Linked DNA regions of Mus musculus: regions 1 and 3 are each linked to region 2. Evidence: chromatin loops called from intact Hi-C (ENCODE). Cell type or tissue: gastrocnemius. All regions are shown on one strand. Region 1 overlaps Chit1 (chitinase 1 (chitotriosidase)). Region 2 overlaps Ppfia4 (protein tyrosine phosphatase, receptor type, f polypeptide (PTPRF), interacting protein (liprin), alpha 4). Region 3 overlaps Chit1 (chitinase 1 (chitotriosidase)).

Region 1 (8,000 bases), 210 kb before region 2:
CGCCTTTTTAAAATGTAGTTTTGAAAAATCCCTTCAGGGAGGAGAAGGAAAGGATTCAGGGAGACCAAAACAAACAAATGCAAAATAATCTTCCGGGAAGTGACACGCAGCCTTGCGGGCCCTGCAGCAGCTTGCCCTGAGAGAAAGTGGGGCACCATTATTACGGGGAGAACGGGAAGCCTGTGGGGGCTGGAGCAGAATCTCAGGGAGCCAGAGACACAGGGAGTCTTCACAAGCTCACTGAAGCTCTCCCTGGGATGCCCTGCAGCGTGAAGGCTAAGGGGCAAAGGTTAGAGGTCAGGGGAGTCAAGAACCTCGGGAACAGACTGCAGGGCTATGGCTGGGGAGCAAGAATGAGAACTCAGTCAACTGCTCACAGCAGGAGAAGGAGCCTGGGTGGAGAGAGCCCCTGAAGGTTGGGGTCTGAACACTGCAGAGTAAGGAACCCTCCTCAAAGATCCAAAATCTAGCAGCTGGTCTTTGAAGTAAAGTGATGGACACTCTCACCCTAACCCATCTGAAACTCAAAGCATAGAGGAGACTGACTAGACTCTACTGGTACCTGCTGAAGGAAAGGTTCCTGTCCGACCCTCAAACGGATTTGAACTGAGTGATGAGCAGGATGGAACTAAGGAGTCCAGACTCAATTCAGTTTGGCCTGGAAAGGACTCAGTTCAGCAGCCAGTACCTAGAAGGAGACAGACTCAGACCAGCATCCAGAAGGAGACAGACTCAGTCCAGCACCCAGCACCCTGAAGGAGGCAGACTCAGACCAGTACCCAGCACCCTGACAGAGACAGACTCAGTCCAGCACTCCAACACCCTGACAGAGACAGACTCAGTCCAGCACCCAGACTCCTGAAGGAGACAGACTCAGTCCAGCAACCACTACCCTGATGAAGACTGACTCAGTCCAGCACCCCAGCACCCTGATGGAGACCAAAGGGATATGCCCTTCCAGAGGAATGTATTTCATGTCTTAAGTTTCAACTGTCTCAGATAAAACTTAAAATGGCCTTGAGAGCAATATACTGGAACAGGAAAAGTGAGAATCGATTCGTTTTTATTTTGTGGTGGGGTCTCAGGTATCCCAGGCTAAGTGCAAATCACTTTGTGCTAAAAGCCAAGGCTGAATCTGACCTTGAACTCTTGATCTTCCTGGGAGGGATTACAGATGTGACCCACCACAGCTGTTTTATATGGTGTAAGGGATCAAATGCAGGGTTTCATGCATGCTAGACAAGCACCAACTGAGCCATGTCTCCACCCTGAATACCTGAACATTTTAAAAATAAATTAAACATTTAATTAAAAAACCTTACCACAGAGGGAAAACAAAACAAAATAAAACAAATGAAAAACACCAACAACTCACCACAAAAAACACGAGTCTTCAGCCGTGAACTAGATCAAACATTTGAAAAAGAAGTTTAAAAAGTCAACATTTCATAAACTCTTTAGGACACACTTCCAACCCTACACCACCTCCTTCTCTTTTTGGAGACAGCATGCCACTACAAAGCCCTGGCTAGCCTGGAACTCACAGAGATCTGTCAGGCTCTGACTCCAGAGTTCTGAAATGAAAGGAAGGTGGCACCACGCCAGGGCCAGCACACCCCACCTTAACTCGTGAGCCGGTCCAATCCTAGCACCACAGTCAGAGTTGCTGCTGTGTTTCTATATGCAGGCACAGTCTTGGGTGCTGGCCCGTTTCTAAGATGGTAGCACTCAGAAAGGTTGCTCTGAGTTTGAAGCCAGCCTGAGCTACATAGTGATTTCAAGTCCAGCCTAAATAAATAAATAAGGAAAGGACAAATACTATCAAAAGAAAAGAGGAAATCAACCCCCCTTGTAACTACAGACCCAACATTTTCAAACCAATAGTGTCAAACTAAATTCAATGAAAGGAAAGTAACTCATTCCCCGGGGAGGTTTACTCTAAGGAATGCAAGGTTAGCTCAAAATTTCTAGAAACGTACGTCACCACATTAACAGAAATATAGAAATGAAAAATTATATAGTGACAGAATTTAACATCCATTTATAACTAGAAATGTGAAATTTAACATTCACATATAGCTTTTAGCTCACCAACAACAAAAGAACTGTTTCAGCCCAAAATGTTTTTAATGAACACACATGGGCATGCAGACATACATAGACACACTAACACAGGCACACACAGCACACTCACACACATACTAATACAAACACACATGTAGATACACATGGACACACAGAAACATACTGTCACACTAACACACAGATACACACATGTAGACACACTAACACAGACACACAAACTCAGATACACACACATACAGATATATACTCACAGACATGCTAATATAAAGACACACACATAGATACACACGTATGCACACACACACATACACCCCACTTGGGTGAGAATGGTCACTATGACCGTCATTCAATATTGCATGTAGTTTGTGGTCGATGATATAATAGGAAGGAAAAGAAATGAAAGTTATTTAGATTGAGAAATAAAAGGTCAGCTATTTATCTGAAGATGTCATGATTGCATAGGTAGAAAATCCGAGAGTCTTCTGGAAGAACTGCTTCAGTCAATAAGTGAATTAAAAAAGGTCTCAAGATGCAGGCACAGCCCATAGAAATGGCGGTACTTCTGTTTTATTCACGTAGCCATGCTTTGCTCAGGGCCTTGCAGAGGATAGATGAGCATGCCCTGCCAATTCCTGCTGTGTGGTCACTCTTTATGCTGACAGAAACACCAGAAAAATGAAACCTTAATTGCCACTTATAAAAGAAAACCATGGATTAGTGGTAAAGAAAACAAAATGTGTGTGACCTCTTAACTCTCAGAGATTATAAACCTTTCTTGAAAGGACTTAAGGAAATGGAGGTTATATGCCGTATCTATTGACTGGAGAACTCTAGACACCAACTTTCCACGGAATGATGTGGATAATTACTGCAAAGCCCAAACAAAATCTCAGTACTTCACAGAGCTGACCACCCTCAAAACTTCGTATGGAAATGCGAAGGGTATCAGAACAGCCAGAAATACCTTGAAATGTTGAAGGCAATAGAGCAGAGTTAGAAGATTCACACGACCTCGCTTCAAATTTCTCTGTAAATTTACATAAATCATGACAGCACGTGGCCAAGCCTGGGGGGGGGGGGCGAGCCTGTGACCCAGGTACTCAGGAGCTGAAGAAGGAAGATCTAATCCAAGGCCTGTCTGGGCAGCTTAGTGAGACTCTGCCAACAAAGGGCGGTGGGGCAGGGAAGAGCTTAGTGAGACTCTGCCAAAAATAAATAGATAGATAGATAGATAGATAGATAGATAGATAGATAGATAGATAGATAGATAGACAGACAGACAGATAGATAGATAGAGGACAATCAGAGAATTCTGAGACAGATCCATGTTCGTGTGATTAAGCATTTTTCTAGACAGGACAGGAAACACAAACTGTCTTAGTTACTGTTCTAACACTGTGAAAAGACACCATGACTAAGACAACTTATAGAAGAAAGAGTTTATTTAGGGCTTTCCATTTTTTGAGGGCTGGATTGCATTACCATCCTGGTGGGGAGCATGGAAGCAGGCAGGCAGGCAGGCAGGCAGCAGGCAGGGAGACAGTAGGCAGGCAGGCAGGCAGCAGGTAGGCAGGCAGGCAGGCAGCAGGTAGGCAGCAGGCAGCAGGCAGCAGGCAGCAGGCAGGCAGGCAGGCAGGCAGGCAGGCAGGCAGCAGGTAGGCAGCAGGCAGACAGTAGGCAGGCAGGCAGGCAGCAGGTAGGCAGCAGACAGGGAGACAGTAGGCAGGCAGGCAGCAGGTAGGCAGCAGGCAGGGAGACAGTAGGCAGGCAGGCAGGCAGGCAGCAGGTAGGCAGCAGGCAGCAGGCAGCAGGCAGCAGGCAGCAGGTAGCAGGCAGGCAGGCATGGTGCTGGACCAGTGACCAAGTGTTCACATATTGAGACATAAGCTCCAGGCAGAGAAACACATTGGCTCTTTTGAAACTTCAAAGCCTGTCCCCCAGAAACACACCTCCCAAATCCTTCCCAAACAGTTCCACCAACTGAAGATCAATTATTCAGATATATGAGCCTGTGGGGGCCATTTTAATTCTCAGCATTACACAAACCATAAAGGATAAAGTTTACCTTTAATTAACTAATGGAACTTAGTGAAAGGCTCTTCTATAAATGTTTATTAAAACTAAACACGTCTTCACTGATCGCAAAGGCTGTTGCTTATCAGAAGACTCACCCGAGAGTGGGAAATGGTGTCCATAAATAGTGGGAGAGCAAGTCTTGGATCTTCCCCCTCCCTTATGGAGACATAAATTTAATAATTCAGAGACCAACTGGCCCTAGAAAAATCTAGAAATCAATTGGGAGCTTTTTGTTCCCTGGGTCATTGTGAAGCCGGCCATATTGAAATCTGGTAGAAATTTCTGTAATTTTCTCCATTTGAATCATACTCATCTTCCACCATGTGCAGAGCAGTTGGGAGGAAATTCCAAACTCCCACTTCCTCCAGGCTGAGGGATGAGAGAACAAATAACCAACATTCTGAAACAGAGGAGTACTGCCAAAGGACTTCAGTAGCATCTGGACCTGATGGCTGAGAGACCCCAAGCCTCAGTGTGGAATACCAGAGACGCACACTAGGTGGCGCTCCAGCATCAGTTTACTCCAGCACCAGCGCTGCTGCAGTATTACTGAGCTAGGTAATTCCTAAGCAGAAATCTGCCAATGTTTAGTTAAATTAGACTCCCGAGCCTGAAGAGGTCATACTCCCGCAAAGGGCTTGAGAAATCTCAACATTTTGGCAGATGGGTTGGGTGGAGCATCTTACATTGCACCAATAAGATGCAGGGTTTCCTGCACCAAGTGCTATTTTATGTCTTCTTGTTAATAGCTACTGTTGTTGCTCAAATGAGGTGGTCACGAATTGTCGTTCTGATTGATTTCCCTGTCCTCTCCCCCACCCCCTGTCCCTTCACCAAAGGATCTGAGTAGCTGTTTGTGGATGTGAAAGAGATGAGCATTATCACCGATTAACAGAGAAATGCAAATCAAAGCCGCGTGCAATGCCAGCTGCTGTTAAAGACGTGGCTGGATGTGGTGAAGTGCTCAGAAAATTATTTTTAAGAGAACAGAAAATAACGAGGACATGGGAAAGTCGAAACCTTACGCAGTGTCTATATAGAGGCAAAATAGTTTAATTACACGAAAGATACAGAAATTTCTCAACAAGATCATCCTGTGATCCGGTGATCACACTTCTGGTGACAGCACAAAGGCTTGAAGGCAGATGTCAAAGGACACTCGCCCGTTCACCTTGTCACATCACCTTCATGATGGCCACGCCAGAGAAGCAGCAGGAAAATGAGTAAGAAAGATGTGACATCTACATGGAAGGGAGGTTTTATGATCCTCAAAGAGGAAAGCAATCTTGTCACATGCTACGACAGGAATCTGGAGAACACTGTGACATCAACCAGACAGTGACAAACACTCCAATTCCAATTATGTCTTAGCCGGGCATGGTGGCGCACGCCTTTAATCCCAGCACTCAGGAGGCAGAGGCAGGCAGATTTCTGAATTCGAGAGGCCAGCCTGGTCTACAGAGTGAATTCCAGGACAGCCGAGGCTACACAGAGAAACCCTGTCTTGGAAAAAAAATCCAATTATGTCTTAGCTGCTTTCCCCATTGCTAGGTTAAAATACCCCAACAACAGCAACTTACAGGAGAAAGGGTTTATTCTGGCTTGAGGTTTGGAGGTGCAGCTCATTGTACATCATAGTGGCGGGGGTTTCAGGCAGATGACCACATCCTGTCTGTAGTCGGAACGCAGAGAAATGAACGTGTGGCCCCGGCCCTCCCTCTCCTTTGTATGTAGTCAGGACCCAGGCTCTTCCTGCTTTACTAACCTGATCTAGATAACCCCTCTCCGGTGTACCTGGACAATATTAACTGTCTTAAGTATCTAAGTTAGTCGCGAGAGACCATGGATTTGAGAAAGAACAAGGGCTGGGTACATTGTGGGAGTTGGAAGGAGGACAGGGAATGGGGGGAAATGATGTAATTATATTTTAACCTCAAAAATAAAAGACATAATAAATAAATAAAGTTCGAGGCCAGCCTGGTCTACAGAGTGAGTTCCAGGACAGCCAGGACTACACAGAGAAACCCTGTCTCGAAAAACCAAAATAAATAAATAAATAAATAAATAAATCACATAAAAGCATCCAATGAAAAAGCTGGGGGAAGTCTGGCAGGGGATTGTGTTTGGTGGGAATAGAGTCCTGGTGTTTCAAGAGAGAGTTCCACACAACAAAATGTTTCTCAGCCAGAAAAGAGTTAAAACATCATTTTCAGCTGTATGGGTAGAGCTGAAGGTTACTGCATTACGGGAAATAACCCAGACACATAAAGACAAATGCATATGTTCTCACTTGCTTGTAGGAGCTAAAAGGCTAACTTCCTAGGAAGATGCCAGGAGTGGCTGAGAAGTTCCATTGACAAAGTGCCTGTTGTGCATGCCTGAGGACCTGAGTTCAAATCCCCGGGCACAGTAGCACGATCTCGAACCCCAGTGATGGCGGGGCAGAGACAGGAGGACCTCTGGGGCTTGTTGGTCAGCCGTGGTCGGTTGGTAAGCTCCAGGGTTCAGCTCTAAGGATCTGATGCCCTCTTCTGGCCTCTGTGGGTACTTCAGGCTTGCATGCAGACAGACACAAAAACATAAAAATACGATACATTTCTTTAAAAAAGCGGGGGGGGGGGTGCTATGATTTGTTAGGAATGTGGGCTATCTCAAAGTATACATTTATTTAAATTCAATTAATTGTACACTTAAGATGAACACGTCAAAGCTAGGAACATAGCTTTAATCCCAGCACTTGAAAGGCACAAGCAGGTGGATCTCTGTGAGCTTCAGGCCAGCCTTCTCTACACTGTGGCTTCCAGGACAGGCAGAGCTACATAGTGAGACCCTGTCTCAAACACCAACAAAAACAGAGAGATGAGCACTTTAAGAGCCGGGGTGTGACTAGATACAGAATGCTTGCCTGGAATGCACAAGACTTCTGGGTTCCATTCCCAGTAGGCAGGTGGAGGGGGAAGAGATGGCTACATTTTACTACAGGTAAGTTTACTTCAGCAAAGAAAGAAAAAGACAAAAATGATACAAAGTTGAACTTGGCAACATAAACAGAAGCACAAGAGGAATGTAAATCAACAGAGACCACAAAAACAGAATCAAACAGACTTAAGACACAGGAATTATAGAAAACACATCTGCACTTACAGTATTCAAAACAGAAGTCAGGGGAGAAATTTTCCAGAAAACCGGAAACTATGTAAGGAAAAAAAAAAAGCCAACTTGAAAAAGACTCAAATGAATTGTGAGACTGAAAAGGGAGAGAAGAATCAAGTTTAAGAACTCAGAGAAAAAATTTAGCAGATTAGATGAGGTCGCTGAGAAAATTAGTCAGTTGGAAGATAGAGCAAGAAAAAATGCTCAGAGTTAATCACAGACAATAAAAACCTGAAGAAGAATAAATAGGGAACAAGAAGCATACGTGAGAATTGAGACGTTTTAACATATAATTAATTAGAGACTAAGGGAAGAGAAAAAGGAGTATGAAGGCCAAAATGTAGGAATAGCGAGGTGTGGTGGCTCATAGGCAAAGAGATTGCTAGGAGTTCAAACTCATCATGGGATACAGAGTAAGATACTGTCTCAAAAAAAGAGTATCTGAGGAAAGGATGATTGAGAAATCTCTAAAAGTCAAAGATGTGAATTCATAGAGTCATGGCTTGAAGCATTGCTAAAGGGGTAAAGGAAGCCTCGAGTGTCGCTAAGTGACAGCGCTTGCCTAGCAGTTGTGTGAGGCTGGGGTAAATCCTCAACAATAAAACAAAACAAACAAAATGCCCTGTTACTGTATAGGAGAGTAAATCAGAACAAAGAAATATAAAATCTTGAAATTATTAAAAGGA
Region 2 (8,000 bases):
TAGGTGTCCTTGTCTGCCCGTAACCCCAGGATGGGAGGCAGAACCTGCTCAGCCAAGCTGCTGCCTGCTCCTGTGGCAGGGTGCGCATGCGCACACGCACAAGACCACCCCTTACTTACCCTTGTGTTATTCCGCTCTGCTTTCAGCTCAGATATCTCTTCCTCCCGCTCCAGAAGCTGCTCCCGACACATGCTTAGCTCCCGAGTTAAAGTGGCAAATTCCTGAAAGCCCCCAGAAACCCTCAGTGCTTAGGATTCACCTCCAACCGGTGCCCTGCATACCCAAATCCATGGGAGGCTTCTCTTATTCACCCTCTTATCGGCCCACCTCCCTCACATCCCAGCCTGGCCCCCTGGCAGTGCAGGAAGCCTACAGCTATCGGGAACTACTGGAGGTGAAGAACATATTAGGATTCCAAGAAACAGGACTGCTTACAGAAACGGGTAAGTCTGCCCTGAAAGGCCTGCCTCTCCAGTCACCAGTGACCAGACTACACTCACCCTCTAGAAGGATGCAATAAAGCTCATGTGTGCCATCACCACACACACACACACACACACACACACACACACACACACACACACACGGGCTTTGCAAGCTGCAGATAGCTAATACAACAAATAGGTTGAAAGACCCACCTACATGAGAGTGGAAGGACACAGCCCTGTGGTGCCCGCCCTGGCTTCTGGGAACCCTATTCAATCAAGCCAAGTCTACAGCTCAGCACTTGATGGCATATACCGACTGTCCCTTCCGAGGGGAAACTCCCCCACACTGCCATGTAGAGGTCTTTCCAAGCCCCGCTCTACTATTAAACAAACTACAAGGGAAGAGTGCTCTCCTTGAAGTTCCAGGCCCACCACATCCCACCAGCCTGATGACACCACACGGTCCCCAGAACCATTCTCAGATGGATGAGTGGCTGCATCCTGTGGCCATGAAGTCTACACAGACTGCAGAGGCTGGGGCCTCGCCCCTCCTCTGTGGCCCCCTGTAAATACCAAGAACTCATAACCACAGGCAGCACTGTAGCTGCAGACCAGGCAAAGGGGATGGAGGAGTTGTGGGGAGTGGCAAGGGACCAGAGAGCCAGACGGGGAGAAAACGAGGACTTGTCACCCTAGTCCTGATTACTCCCTTTCTATCTAGGTCTACAGCCAAAGTGAAGGAGAGTTCAATATTTCATTATCTGGAAGCTGAGGCCTGAGCCTGACACTGCTTTAACCCCCAGCTTGCACACATATACCTATACGGGGACACACACACCCCTAGAGAGAGGACTTGAAGGGGTGCCCACATCTCACAATACTATCTACCCCTAATGGTCTCTAACACTCTCCTCTCCTTTGGCCCCACGCTGGGCAGCTGCCCTGTCTCCCTACCCTGCATGCTGTGCCCTCCCTCTCCAGCTCTAACTCATGTGATAGCCTGCTGCCAGGAGAATCCCCCAACGGGCAAGCCTGTCCATAAAGTTAAGGACTAGTTTTCAGACTTTTCTCTGGTGGCTTTTTTCTGAGTACCCCAAGACCTTGATCACCTTGGTGGCTTACTGTTTCCAAACATCAATTAACCATCTATGGAGCACGCCTTCACAGGGCAAGACATCTCCCCTTACACAGCCTCTGTCACCCTCTGAGGAGCTCACATTCCACTTCCAAAGGCCACCTCCAAAGGGTTCGGCCTCCTCAGGGGCTTTCCAGACTCTGGAATGGAAGGAAGTATTCCTCCCTGAAGAGCATCCGACCCTTGCCAGTCACTGCCTCCCCCCAATGAAGCTTTGACTATAAACTGTTGGGAAGACCAGAAGTCAAATCTCAGCTCTCCCCAGTTAGCTATGTAATCTTGCATATATTACCCAGGGCTTGTGATGGACAAGGTAGCCAGGGTCCACCTGGCCACACCTCCTCTCCACCAGGGTCCATATTCTTTTTTTTTTTTCAAGATTTATTTATTTATTTATTTATTTATTTATTTATTTATTATATGTAAGTACACTGTAGCTGACTTCAGACACTCCAGAAGAGGGAGTCAGATCTCGTTACGGATGGTTGTGAGCCACCATGTGGTTGCTGGGATTTGAACTCCGGACCTTCAGAAGAGCAGTCGAGTCCTCTTACCCACTGAGCCATCTCACCAGCCCCAGGGTCCATATTCTTAAGACATAAACTACCACAAGACTCTAGGCCACTGGACTGAAGCTCACCACTCCAGGCTCAGCCCTGGCTCTCCCTAGATTTGGAGAAGGGACCTGCAGCCGAGGCTTGAATTATTTGACTCCTCTGGGCTGCTTCTCCCCCACTGGCTCAGGGTGGTCCTGCAGAGCACGCAAACCCATTTCTCTCCTAGGAAGAGGTGGAAAAGGCAAGCTGGCCGAGTAGACTCTGTACTCTACGTATAGACAGACAAACTCCAGCCTCCCTGGACTTGGTGACCTGGCAGACCACACCTTCTCGGAGAAGCTGTAGGATAACTTGGGTTCCTATGCAAGTCTCTAGCCTCTAACCACGCATCCCCATCCCCAGAATATCTACTGGTATAAGTATAAAAGGTACTGGTATAAGTGGGTACTCAGATTTCCAGAACCCATGTGTTAAAGAGGAAATAAAGCAGAGAACAGACACTGTCTTGGGGGGTGGGGGAGACACAGCCCTCCTGCTGCTATTTACCACCTGGAGGGCAATATGCCACTGACTGATTCCCCTAAGCGCCCGTTTCACCGCTGACAGAACAGGGTGATGGCCCTAACTGTACGAGTTTCATTGTGGGAAATCTACTGAGATGATGGATAAAGAAAACCTAGCCCACAGAATATACACAATAAATGAAAGGTTTTAGCTGCTGGAGGTGTTATTGAGGACCGTGAAATAGGACGCCAAGACACCTGGCCCTGAGGTTTAGCTCAGCCTATGGTTATCTGTGTGAGGTCTCTTATCTTCATGGAAACGAAGGATGATCTCTGCTGCTTCTCCTAACTCTACTTTCCTTGATTCCCCTTTCCTGTCAACTCAGTTAGAAAGGAGGTTTCTTTCCAGTCTAGGGCGCCACCTACTGGTAGTATGGCCTCCCTACTGTTGGCAGTCATGGCTGGATTTTCTTTCTGAGTTCACTTCTCCAGGTGAAGCCAATCCGGGCAGCTGCACTTAGGAGGGGACATGAAGGCCAAATACTCTGTGAACTCCAGTATGTGATGTGCAAAGAGATGCAGAGACTGAAGGGCCAAAGGCGATAACGTCAAAGGAGCTGGGGAGAGTCTGGAACCTTACCTGGGGAAGGGCGGAGTTCAGGTGGCGCTGGAGCTGATCTCGCTCGTGAAGGGCATCCTGGAGCCGGCTCTGTGTGGCTACCAAAGTTTCCTGACTCTCCCGAAGGGACTCCAGCAACTTCTCTCGCTCATCCAGCATGTTCACCATCAGCTGCTCAAAGTTGGCCTCAGCATCGGCACCGTGGGGGGGCCCCAGGGGGTCCCCCTCATTGATTGTGGGCATCACCTCACACATGATGGGAATGGAGAGAGCCTTCTCAGCGTCGGGTCAGGGGGTGGGAGGGAGCTCACGGGGTTGGCACCTGCAGAAGGACCCAGGGCGTGGGTCTCAGAACAGGCAGTGCCAGGCAAGTGGACAGTTGGGTAGGGGCTTCTCCCATGACATCAGTTGCTCTTGCTCTGAAAGGAGCCTCGGGCCTGCAGTGTCCCTGTGGAATGGAGCCAGAAGGCCTGGCTTAACCTTTCAGGGTTGGGGCTGGGTGCCCTGTGTCCCCACACAAGCGGGAGGCATCGGTGTGTGGCCATGACAGGCTGGGCGAACAGGGCTGGAAGGCAGCCCTTGTCTTAGACTGAGCACCAGAGCTTGGCAGAATCCCAGCTGGGTCTAGCAACACCCATGGTTTCTGGAGGGCGGTGTGGTCTGTGGGAGAAGAGAGTGCCGTGAGGACCAGTTGAAAGAGAGCAGGGCATCGGGGGAGGAGCAAAGGAGGCGGGCCCTGAACCAGAGTGGGAGAGGATGGGGGGTGGGTTGGCACATGCCCTTCTCGGGGCTTTCTCGAGTTGGTGGCACCTTGTTAGGTTGCCCACGGAATGCACATGCCTCCTGCCTAGTCTCTGTGCCTGCAGCCCCTGCCCCCCACCTCCTGCAGCTGTCAGAAGTGCAGCCACAGTGGTTCCCCACCCACGTGGCTTGCTGGCCAAATATAGAAATGATTCAGTCAGCGGTAGGGGAGCAGCCGGCAGGCTGCCCAGAGTCCTCCTGAGACCTGAAGGTGGAAGGAAAGGAAATGGGGTATCTCGCCCCCTCCCCCCCCCCATAGCCTCCTCTCCCACATTCAAGCAAAGGTAGGCACAGAAGGGGTTAAAAGGCTTAGTGGATGGGAGAAACACCCCCCCCCCCCCCGCCCAGGCTGGACTCCCATAACATGGCTGAGGTCTTAGCAAGGCTCAGGCTGGGCAGTGGGGCAGGCAGAGCCCTGACCTGCTAGGATGCCCATAACTCAGGGATGAGGCTGGCTTGTCATTTCCCACTTCTAAAGTCTGCTGAGGAGAATGCACGCAGACCAGTGTATGTCCGCAGCCTCCACCTCTTTGTTGGAGACTGGATGACAAAGACTCCCCATGTCCTTATGGAAATGGGAATGACGTGGTGGTGCACGCCTTTAATCCCAGCACTCGGGAGGCAGAGGCAGGAGGATTTCTGAGTTCGAGGCCAGCCTGGTCTACAAAGTGAGTTCCAGGACAGCCAGAGCTAGACAGAGAAACCCTGTCTCAAAAAAAAAGGAAATGGGAATGAAAAGGGACGCTTCCAGAGGAAGACCTTGTGTGAGGCAGCTTACTCATGGCTGGCAATCTGCTCCCTTGGTCTAGGTAATTACCCACTGCTGGTGCTACCAAAAGTCACCAGTCAGACCATGACCATTTACATGCACAGGCCAGGGGCCCAGAGGTCACAGCACAGGAAGGTTGGACATGGAAGTTAGAAGTTCTCAGCTGCAAAGTTCTCTGACCACCGTCAGTTTTCCACCTCCTGGCCAGGGCTAGGCCACTGGCTTCATCGGCTCTCACAGGGAATGTCCTCAGGTCATCCACTGGAGAACTCCAAAACTGCAGAAAGGTCCCAATACAATGGTTGCTACTCTGGAGACCATAAGTAGTGCTGTCCTTCCCACCTCACCCACCCCATTTCTAAAGATGTAGGGCACTTCAGCAGGTGAAGCAAGCAGCCAAGGAGGGGCAAGAGCCTGTACGAGTGAGAGATCAGATGTGGGCTTCTGGCAGGGCCGAGCTCAACAGAGAAAACCAGTCTGCTGACAAAACAGGCAAAATTGGGGGACAAGCAAGGGAGGAGACAGAGGAACAGCTAGAAAACCCCAGAACTCACAGCCATACCCAGAGGTGCCATGGCTCTAGCCAGTAACACACACACACACAAACACACACACATATACACACATACACACACACACACACACACACACACAGAGGGCAGACAAGGGAACAAGGAAAGAGCTAGGGCAAACACACATGCTCCCAGACAGAGAAATAGATATGAACGTTTCTCGTGGAGATCCTTCCCACCAGCTGAACAACGGTGGAAAGTTGTGGTCAGACAGCCCATGCTCCCTCCCCACCTCAGAGCAGCTGGGAACACAGGATAGATGGCTACTCCAGTCTGATAAACTGCCCTAGGGGATGCTGACAGCAGCAATTTCTCCAAAATATCTCCTGCCCAGTGTTTCCGAGCCCCTTCATCCTGAGTGCTCCAGGCTGAGAGACTGAAAGGCCCCGGGGCCCCACCTTCCCTCTCCAAACTCATTAACAGTGCGCTCACATTCTCTCTGTAGCCCCCCACAACCACTTAGGTTTTGGGGGTGTCTGTCTGTCTGTTTGTTGAAAGCTTGTGCAAGACCCTGGTCTTGGTCACTAGACAGGGGGAGGGGTGGAGGGAAAGGGGAGAGGGAGTGGGAAGAGGGAGACTATTCTCAGCCCCCTGCAGATGGCTTCAATGCCAGACCCCTAGGGACCCTGTGGTCTAGCACAAATGAAAAAGGCTAGAGCCAGGTCCTAGGAAATCTTGGGTGCAATTCTACCAGAGTCTAGCTGGGTGAGCCTGAGCATGGTACCCTCCACGAAGCCTGGGCTATAAGATGGAGCCTGGCTTAAAGGAGAAAGCACCCCTACCATGGCAGAGAAAGAACTGCCTTCATCTTGGGTAAAGGAGAGCCCGGGAGTGGTGTCTGAAAAGCTCCTTCTGTCTTAGGCCATGTCTCCACATGGCAACGCCCTCTCATCTTCCAAGAACGATGCTAGAGTCCGCAAGGTGAGACAGAGATAACTGTGAGCTGCTGGCCGTGTGGCCCAGCCCAGCCTCCCCACGTCTTCCTGGCCACTCTGACAACTGAGAAGCTGGCTCTGCAGCCAAAAACCTTTCCCCAGCCTCCCTGCAAATCAGGTGCCAGGTGGCAACTCCACTTCCTCTGGTGAGATGGCACATAGAGCTGGTTGGAGATGAGGCCAGAGAAAGGTGCAGGCAGAAACCCCTGGAGGTCCGCGTAGGACCTCCTACCCAACCCAACCACTACCGGAGTGGGTAAGCAAAAGAAACTTTAGATTGGCGGCCACATGGGGACACCTGGCTTCCCTGGCTCGGGGGCCTGCTTTAAATAGTGCAATTATCATCTCAGCTTAGCAGAAGTTGCAACTCCCAAACTCACAGGTCCTGATTCAGAGGCGAAAGTGCCAGGCCCCAGAGCCAGCATTTGCAAGGGGCTCTGCCAGGAAGGGTGTGGGGTAGGCTGTGAACAGCAGAAGGCTCAAGAGTAGGTGGGTGTGAGTGTGTGTTACGGAGGGAGGGCTGCCTGAAATGTAGGCCTCTGGCTCTATAAACATCAAAGACAGTCTCTGAGGCATCTCTGGCTTCCCCAAAGCCACCCCACCCCCCAGCCCCATTTTCCCCTAACAAACAGGAGGGATAGACACTCCAGTCTGATGCTCTCTGGCTGGCTATACATTCACACAGGCCTGGCTCCCTACTGCCCTACCAGATGGCAAGCCCCACCACTTGCCCAGCTCAGCAAAGGATACAGGGCCCCAACCAAGCTGCTGGAAACTGAGCTCATGCCATGATCTGGGCAAAGATGGCGCATTGAGTAGGAGCCTCTTTAAAGCTAGCAGAACAAGAAGAGGCTCTTACATACCTCAGACTAAGGGAGAGAGGTCTGAGGAAATGGCGGTGGTGACCCAGAAAGATGAAGATGATGGCCACCACTATGATGTGTAAGTGTTCCTCCCGTGCCAGGATGGTGCTCCTTTAATCCTCAAAGTTCCTCACAAGGAAACATCACCCTTCTTGCCATGTCTCAGATATGAGAACCAGGACTCGGGATAACATAAGCAAGCCCCACCCCCCTCCTCCCAGAGTCACAGTAAAAGGGAAAATCAGGAGTCGTGGTGTACCTAACACCAAGAGGGGTGTGTTTCAGGCATCTCATCTTCCCTGAGAATGCCCCGTGTCACACCCATAGTGGCCTGTGGTGAACCCTTCTTCCACTCATCTCCTCAAGCCTGGGAGGGCGTGCGCCTTCCCACTCACAGCCCCACCCACTTCACTGGCCCCTCCCTCAGCTGGCTCCGCCCTCCTCCAACTGACCTGGACTCCAGCCCACACTTTTCTCTGACTCAAGGCATCCTCAGTCGTCCAGTGGTACCCACAACCATCTGCTCGTGCCCTCAGACGGCACACCATCTTCACCTGACCAAAGCTTCTCCTGCTCCTGGATGGAGGATGATGGCCAGTTCATCTCCCTCAAGACCTCGACCACCTCTTCCCACATGTCACCCATAGGACCTTGTCTGATCCCCTGCCAACCGTGAGGGTGACCTTTACAGATCTATACTTAGACCTCTCACGGTCACTGGCCTTCCTTTACACCATCTGTAGCTGTAGACCCTACATAAGAACTCCAGGCAGCTTTGGAAGCTCTAACACCAGAACTTCATGTGAAAGAAACTGAGC
Region 3 (8,000 bases), 180 kb before region 2:
TTTTCTCTCAGAAATTTGGGGTTTGATCATGGGTAATCTATTCAGACTAACAAAAAGAAATCAATGCAATGAAAACTGTCTTTACCGAAGAGGCCCAGACTCACCATGAGGACACTGAGCCACAGTATAGGCCCGAAGGACAAATTTTCATTTTTCAATAGTTACTCAGCATCACTAGATCCAATGTCTCTTCCAGCCACAGGCCTAGAATTACACATCTGTTATCACACGATTGTGGGTAGACACCAGGGATGCCAACCCAAGCCCCTGACCTTGTTCCCTGGCGAAACTTCTCACCATACTAGTTAACAGAGAACATGCTCACAGCTTGCTGTATCACTTCTGCTAGGCTCATGTATGCCCTTACATTGCCAAGTGAGGCAGGGATCTCGGTCTTCTTTCTACAGTGATGTATTCCAGGCCTCTGGGAAAGAGCCTGGTGCACAGGGGACTGTCGGTGACTACTTGTTGGGTACATGGTTGACTGGTTCCAAATCCCCAAATCTGGCTATTGAACCTCGCAGCTTCCCTCATAGGATGTAGGAGTCTAAAGTGGGAATGAAAGAAGATGGATATAAACGGGATGCCTATGAAAAGCCTTGGGGAGATCCAGGTCCCGTTGATCCCTCTAGAACCCCGTTCTTAGGCAACCAAAACCAAGGTAAAGACAGATAAGCAGGCCCCCTTCTCTACCAGGATGCTGCTGTGACGCTCTGGCTGCAGAAGGGGACCCCAGCCAGCAAACTGATCCTTGGCATGCCTACCTATGGACGCTCTTTCACCTTGGCCTCCTCGTCAGACAATGGAGTTGGGGCCCCAGCCACAGGGCCTGGTGCCCCAGGCCCCTATACGAAGGACAAAGGGGTCCTGGCTTACTATGAGGTAAGACGACTTTTAGCTACCCTGAATATGCTAGAGGACTCCTGATCGGTAAGAGGGCTTCTCCTGTAGTTTCTGAGGAAAGGTGGCTTGCATGGAGAATTTCGGCCAAGGGAACTCTATCCCGCCCTGGACCCCTTGTGTATATCTTTAAGCTCGGAAGCCTAAAGTTTAAATCTGCAGCCCTAGGTGACTCCACAGATCTACTATGTTCTCTAGGCTTCCTCAGATAGGAATTTTCTAATCTCCAGTCTCCTCTTGGCATGAGGGGACAGGAACTGTTAATCCCAAAGATTCCAGAAAGACCACTGACCCAAACCATCCAAGCCAAATTAATTAAAGCAAACAATTAATTAAAACAAGGTTTTTTTGGGGGGGGTTGTTTTATTTGTATACACAGGCGGCTTCCTCCTAAGGAAGGGTTCAGGAAGTCAGAAGTGGGCATGGGGAAGATAAGGGTTTGTATAGTTTAGGCATAGGGAGTTTCCAAGTGGGAGATTTGGCAGGCAAACAGGTGGGGTCCCAGAAGCAGAACATAAGCGCTATAAGCCAGTCATGATGACCTCCTGAAACAAAGGCGTAACTGCAAGGTGGTCATACCAAGGTGGTCACAACAATGGGTGGTCATAACAACATTTTTGAAACAAAGTTATGGTTGCCATTTTCTGGAACAGGCAGTCCAGAACCATTTGTAGTTAAAGTTACAGGTGGGACATAGAAACAGAGATGTAATCACAAACAGGAATGAGCCTACTTTGTGTTTACTAGAAGGTGGTTTTTAAGCCTAAGATGGAGGCAGGCTTGTTTGTCAGTACCTACTAGTGTTATTCTTTCCTAACACATCTCTGCTCCTGCAGGCCTGCTCCTGGAAGGAAAGACACAGAATCGAGGACCAGAAGGTGCCTTACGCCTTCCAGGACAACCAGTGGGTGAGCTTTGACGACGTGGAAAGCTTCAAAGCCAAGGTGAGGCCCAGCCCGGCTGGGAGGAGGCGGCCCATCAATAACGCCAGCACTTAATCTGTCTTCAAGGATGAGTGTTCTTGTAAATGCCCCAACATTTCACCCTCTTCATGTGACAGCATCCTGAACATTTATCATCTGTTGATAAAGACTCGGTGAAGGCTGGGGATGTAGCTCAGGGCTAAAGCATCTGCTTGGCACGTACAAGGCCCATGGTTTAAGCCCCAGTACAGAGAAACACATACACACAGAGAGAGAGAGAGAGAGAGAGAGAGAGAGAGAGAGAGAGAGAGAGAGAGAGAGAGAGGGAGGAGAGAGAGAGAGATCTACACTGAGTGGTCCTCTTGGCAAGATTTGTATTTTACCAAAATACTAACTCTACAGACACATGGAAAGGAGAAATGTGCATAGTGGAACCTGTGACTTTTATCCAGTCTGTTGGCCACATTTGGAACATATGTGTGTCATTGATTTACTTATAGGACCCTTTCATCTTGTCTAATATGGCCTCCTTAATGTGTTTCCTGGCCTCTCTTCCTGAGTTGATGCTTAGCTCCTGAAGGAACAGAGCAACACTTGTCTGTGAACAGACCTCTTGGGGCAGACAGCGCTCTGTGGGAATCTAGAAAAGAGTAGAAGCTGTTTAGGGAGGAAGGATTGTACAAGCCCTAAAAGTCAGAAGATAGGCAGGTGTCCAGGGAGGAGACTGTGGGCAGTCGGGAGGGAGCAGGAACGAGTGGACCATGAGAACAAGGTGACCCGTGAAGAAGAGGGGGGTCAGCTCCCAGCCCTCTCTGCAAACGTCATGGTGCTCTCTGAGGGAACGCCCAGCTCAGCGCATTCCCTCAGGGGCCCTCAGGGTAACAAGGACCTGAAGCCGTGAAGGCCAAGCTTGCTTCAGAACTTTGGGGAAGCTGAGACCTGATCCCCTGTGGTAACTGAGCCTGTAGCAACCAGTAGACAAGATTTTAATCACCCACATCTGCTCACACCCTCAGGCTGCCTACCTGAAACAGAAGGGGCTGGGAGGAGCCATGGTCTGGGTCCTGGACTTGGATGACTTCAAGGGTTCCTTCTGCAACCAGGGCCCGTACCCTCTCATCCGGACACTACGGCAGGAACTAAGTGAGTAAAGGGTTGAATTCAGAGAGTGGGGTGCACACTCCCCACCCCATAAGCCTTTCTGAGGAAACACCATCACCCAAAATTGTGATTCCTCAAAGTTCACGTACACCAGTAGCTAAGGAAACTGTTGAAACCCCGTGCTTCGTGCCGTTTCCAGTTTCCTGCTGACAATACCTGACGGGGGCGTAGTAATGGATTCCCTCCAAAGGTCTCTGCTCTTATCAAGAAGAAAGCCAAGCCTCACCCTATCATATGCAGCCCCTAGGTGCCCCTCCTTGGTATATGGCTGGGTGTCACAGCTGGTATGTGGTCACCAGCTGCCTACTACTGTGTGGCACAGGTTGTCTTCCAGACAGTGCCTGGCTGCAGGTTGTGGCTGCGGTCTGGATGTGGGAGCAGGGGTGCTGGGCCGCCTCCTCCAGTGGTTGCTGTTGTGTGCTCCGCCTGTGGTTTGGAATCTGTTGGCCAACATTGCTTGAATCGTCCTTGTCTTTCTAGATCTTCCATCCGAGACTCCAAGGAGCCCAGAACAGATAATACCTGAGCCACGCCCATCTTCTATGCCAGAGCAGGGACCCAGCCCAGGGCTAGATAACTTCTGCCAAGGCAAAGCTGATGGGGTCTACCCCAACCCTGGAGACGAGTCCACTTACTACAACTGTGGAGGAGGGCGGCTGTTCCAGCAGAGCTGTCCTCCAGGCCTGGTGTTTAGAGCCTCTTGCAAATGTTGTACCTGGAGCTAAGTTCCTGGAACCCCATCCAACTCCAGTCTGAGGCCAGGCTTGGGGTCCCCCACCACCTGCCTCTGCTTTCCCTGGGGCCTGCAGGCCTCTCTGTTCCTTCCATGCCCCCACCTCTGATCAGCTTCTTGGTTTCCTTTTTGTCTCTTTTAGGCTTCCTCTTTATCTGAAAAATAAACATATTTTTCACCCCTGACATTGTGACTTAAAGAAGCTCTCTCAGGACAGTGTTTGTTGGGGGGGGGGAGGTATGGGGAGGACCAAGAGGAAAGGGCTGCACACAGTAGGCAAAGGTCAGAGGAAAGGATGGCACACAGTAGGAAAGTTCAGAGCCAGAGTTGCATTTCCGATGTGCCTGGCCCCATGAAAGTCTCCTCACTGAGTCCTCCAGAACACAGGTGGCAGCGTACAAGGCCCGGCCAGATCCACTTGTAGGAGCCTTTGGGGAAAGAGATGCTTAACCTCTGCTAGACTGCTAGACTGTTATTTCCCAAATGGACACAAGGTGGCAGCAGAGATGAGCTTTTCCCAGTTTACTGCTCTGTGTCCACCAGTGAAGCCATTAGTCCACAGAGTCACTCGTGAGCCTGTCAGGGCTTGGGCGCTCCATAAAGAAGACCCTGAACTAAACGCTCACTTTGAAATGAACCCTGTTGGGGGCCTTTCACGTGCCTCACCTCAATCACCACTCCCAGTAGGTAGATGACACGGAACGATCATTATCTGCATTTTACAGGCATCTCAGATGAAGTCAGATTCTAGCCAGTTCTGAGTCCAGAACAAAGGCTTAAAATGGGCCAAGACAAGCGTGTGCCCCCAGGGTCATCTATTAAAGAGTGATCTAACAGGCCGTGGGGTCACGTGCCTACAACCCCAGTGCTGAGGCTGAGGCAGGAGGAACTTGAGCACTAGGCTAGCCTGGGCTATGTAGTGAGACGTTGTTTCCAAAAAAAAAAAAAAAAAAACCAAAAAAAACAAAAAAAACAAAACAAAACAAACAAACAAAAAACAAACAAACAAAAAAAAAAAGAACAAGCAAGTAATATGTATCCCTGAAGCACCTTGATTGTTGAGTTTAAAGAAAACCTTCATTCCCTAAAGTTTATCTTGTTACACACTTGCTGGAAGCCTTGGTTTGGGGTTGGGAATGAGTTAGGTGGGAGAGAGGTGAGTTGTAATCACAAGAGTGTCTAAGTGAGAGGTGACACATGGCCTGGGCTGAGGCAGGGACTGTGAGTCTGGGGAGGAACAGGGGCGTGAAGACCAGGGAGAAGCCATGGAGCCTACTCTCCTATGGACAAAACTAGCACTTGCCCACTCGTGCCCGCTGCCTGTCCTCTGGCCTTCTCTGTTTAGAAAAGGATCCAGGCAGGGGCAGCTTCCTATGGCACACGTGTGACAGCAGAGATAACTGTAGGCCCACTAATGGCTTCAGCTTGAGGTTCCCTCTCTGTGGGATGGATGGGGCCACTCCTGCTGTCTGGGTGACTGAGCAGCTATCCACTGTCATCCTGGGAGTCCGTATTCTTCCCTCTTTCTTTATCTTGCGTCTGCTGGTTAAATCATGAAACAAATGGTCTACTATCAGTAAAAGTGTTCTCCTGAGTGGGCAGATGGCCAAAGTCCTCCCAGATACCAAACCTTTTGTCTGTGCTGGGTTTATCGATAGGAGAGTAGGCTCTGTGGCTTCTCCCTGGTCTTCACGCCCCTGTTCCTCCCCACAGTCCCTGCCTCAGCCAGGGCCACATGTCACCTCTCACTCAGATAAGGCTTTTCCCTGGTCTCTCTGCTCCCTGACCCTCCCTTCTCTAGTCTCCCCTGCACACCTAATCAGCTCAGCCTTTAGAAATGAAGGATCTGAGCCAATCACTTCCCTTGCTAAGAACTCCAAACAGCCTTCCCAACCCGAAGAATAAAGTCCGGATCGTCTCGTCGACTGTGTCGAGACCCCTTGTCAGCCCCCGCCTCCTGCTATCACGCACACTGTTTCGGTCCCCTGGTACCCAGTTGTCAGCGTTAGTTAACCTTAGGCATCCAGATGCCAGCATGCAGCCTCCGGGCAGCCACCACTCAGGATTCTGCTGAGCCTGAAGCACTTAGCAAACCTAAAGCCAACTGTGCTTACCCTGATCCTTCCACCCCCACCGTGGGCCCTGGGCCCCTCTGGCTCTGTGTCCTTCCATTACAGTTGGGTCTCTCGGCATCTGTAATATTTCAATCCATATGCCGGGTGGACATAGCAGGGTGGAGCAATGTGCAGTGTTGGGTGGGGGTGCAGAGAGGGTAGTGTGAAGTGTTCAGGGCTGGGCTTTCCAAGGGCCAGTATTCAATATTCAGCAGATAAACTGAAAGGAACAAATGAGATCCTTTCAGGTGATGGTGAGGGCTACAGTAGGAAGCCTGCATGGCTCGATATTGAAACCCAGTGTGGGTGTGACCATTGTGCGGAGCAGTTTGAAAGATCCCTCAGTTGGGGGGAGGGAGTCACATTGGGGCATCCTAAAATCCAGAAGGACCTGCCCATCTCATCCTCAGATTTTGGGTCATTGTGGGTGGCCAGCCCTTCCCTGGTTGCTTTGTTGACTGAACTCATAGGTCAGAGCCCCAACCTTGGCCGCTCTTCTAAAATGCCACTTCATTTGATTTGCCCTGGCTGTGGTCCTTCCTCTAGCATGAAGGAACCCAGTTCAGTGCCCGTGACTGTGGCCTCATACACGGGTCTCCAAGAACCATACCTACGTCCCTGAATCTTAGTCCAATAGATGAGACTGATCAGGCCATTTTTCACCTGAGTGGTGGCGTTGTGGGTAAGAACAGCCATGGTTAGGGATCCTGGGCCACTGTTTTGTTTGCCGGCCTCAGCCCAGGCTAGCTCAGTCACTACCCAGGCTCTGCACACTCCAGAGATGAACCAGCTCTGCACCACTCCCTGCTGCACTGGCTTGCCTGTGTCTTTCTCTGGCTCCTCCCTCCACCCTGTGCTTTAACATCTGTCTTTGATAGTTCTAGTCACCCTCACAAGGTCAGCCTTGGTTTTTCTCCTGAAGGCACCTGGGCCTGGGCAAATCAAATCACTGGGTTCCCAGTGGACAGTGGACTCTGCTCCCAGAACACGGACACTGGTCCTCTCCTTCCATTACACATGTTTGAAGCTCAATAGATCACTTATAATGGGAAATAACCTTGAACTTCTGATCCCACCTCAACCTCTCAAGTGCTAGCATTGCAGGTGGGAACTGCCACTCCCATTTTATGCATTGCTGGGGATTGTACACCATGGGTGTGTGTGTGTGTGTGTTATCTTCAGGTACAGAAACCACTTCTGCAACCTAGAGACACCCCCCCCCATACCGAATTACCCTTGCATGACAGGACACTGCCCTCCCAAGCTTATCTATTAAACATCATTTGTCCGTTTTTCCCTAAGATTTATTTATTTAATGTAATTAGTGCTCTAGCTGCATTTACATCTGCAGACCAGAAGAGGGCACCAGATCTCATTATTGATGCTTATGAGAGATCATGTGGTTGCTGGGAATTGAACTCCAGTCCTCTGGAAGAGCAGCCAGTGCTCTTAACAGCTGAGCCACCTCCAGCCCCCATCCTTTGTCCTTTTAATAACACTTCTTACCAGACTGACTGAGGACCACACAAAGCATGAATTAGTCACATGACAAATATTTACAGAGTGAACCGAAGTCCTCTAATACTCACCATGTCCCTCTAACGTATCATCCCATCATCCTCTGGTTGCCAGGTCAACGTGTGGCGACGCTGTGATTTAGATGCTGCTCTAGGTAAGACCCACAGCCTAGGTTTGTGCTCACCCACAGTGGACATTGCCTTCCTGGGTTAAAGCCTGCACAATGTGATTGTCTCCTTTATCTTCTGTCCTGGGTAGACCTGAGGCTTTGTGTGCTGGGCATCTATCTATTCAGGCATCTGTGCTGGGTTATCCATACATCACTGCGTGCCTTAGTGTCTCACTGTCACTCCTATAGGACCTCCAATGCTGGCACAGGTTCTAGGGCCATATCCAAGACAAGACAGTGAGGGAGTCAGGGCCTGTCCCAGGCCTACCTGTTGCCCCCTATCCCTCTTCTGCCTTTAAACTACAGCTCTTTTCTCTATAACATCTGGTTATACAGTTTGCCTGGGTATATTAGATTTATAAAGCCAAAAGCTATAAGCATCTCTTGAGCATTTATCATGTGCCAGCAGATGGCTGGGGCTTGTGAGGTGGGGGTGGGGTTGCAGGAATGGGGCCTGTCTAACAACATTTGCAGTTGGTGGG

The links. A loop is a pair of places that touch in the nucleus more often than their neighbours do. Peaks named below come from ENCODE experiments on the same cell type or tissue, not always from the same donor. Only the 100,000 strongest peaks of a DNase experiment are listed, where the experiment ranks them.
Region 1: it touches region 2 in a loop (5-fold over the local background); 13 of 42 quality-filtered maps call a loop at or near these places.
Region 3: a loop joins it to region 2, with 6 times the contacts of the local background. A loop is called at or near these places in 39 of 42 quality-filtered maps.

Annotation. Positions count from the first base shown.
Region 1 is chr1:134,115,719-134,123,718 of GRCm38, forward strand. The region is part of intron 1 of Chit1 (chitinase 1 (chitotriosidase)); the gene reads left to right. Among named protein-coding and RNA genes, the nearest start is that of Chit1, 8.5 kb to the left of the region's middle. In gastrocnemius, CTCF peaks have their summits at 4,650 (motif pointing right) and 6,695 (motif pointing left); DNase peaks (open chromatin) are centred at 4,656 and 6,652; H3K27ac peaks cover 213 bases.
Region 2 is chr1:134,329,027-134,337,026 of GRCm38, forward strand. It overlaps Ppfia4 (protein tyrosine phosphatase, receptor type, f polypeptide (PTPRF), interacting protein (liprin), alpha 4), which reads right to left. Exons shown (of 29, transcript NM_001374777.1): 2 at 3,264-3,902; 3 at 120-221. The coding sequence starts at 3,497. Among named protein-coding and RNA genes, the nearest start is that of Ppfia4, 12 kb to the right of the region's middle. In gastrocnemius, a CTCF peak has its summit at 3,061 (motif pointing left); DNase peaks (open chromatin) are centred at 3,052, 3,400, 3,898, 5,984 and 4 more places; H3K4me3 peaks cover 1,020 bases; H3K27ac peaks cover 2,816 bases.
Region 3 is chr1:134,147,640-134,155,639 of GRCm38, forward strand. It overlaps Chit1 (chitinase 1 (chitotriosidase)), which reads left to right. Exons shown (of 12, transcript NM_001284525.1): 9 at 697-882; 10 at 1,737-1,844; 11 at 2,840-2,966; 12 at 3,465-3,901. The coding sequence ends at 3,709. Among named protein-coding and RNA genes, the nearest start is that of Gm46158, 30 kb to the right of the region's middle. In gastrocnemius, CTCF peaks have their summits at 4,211 (motif pointing right) and 7,182 (motif pointing right); DNase peaks (open chromatin) are centred at 3,641 and 4,199.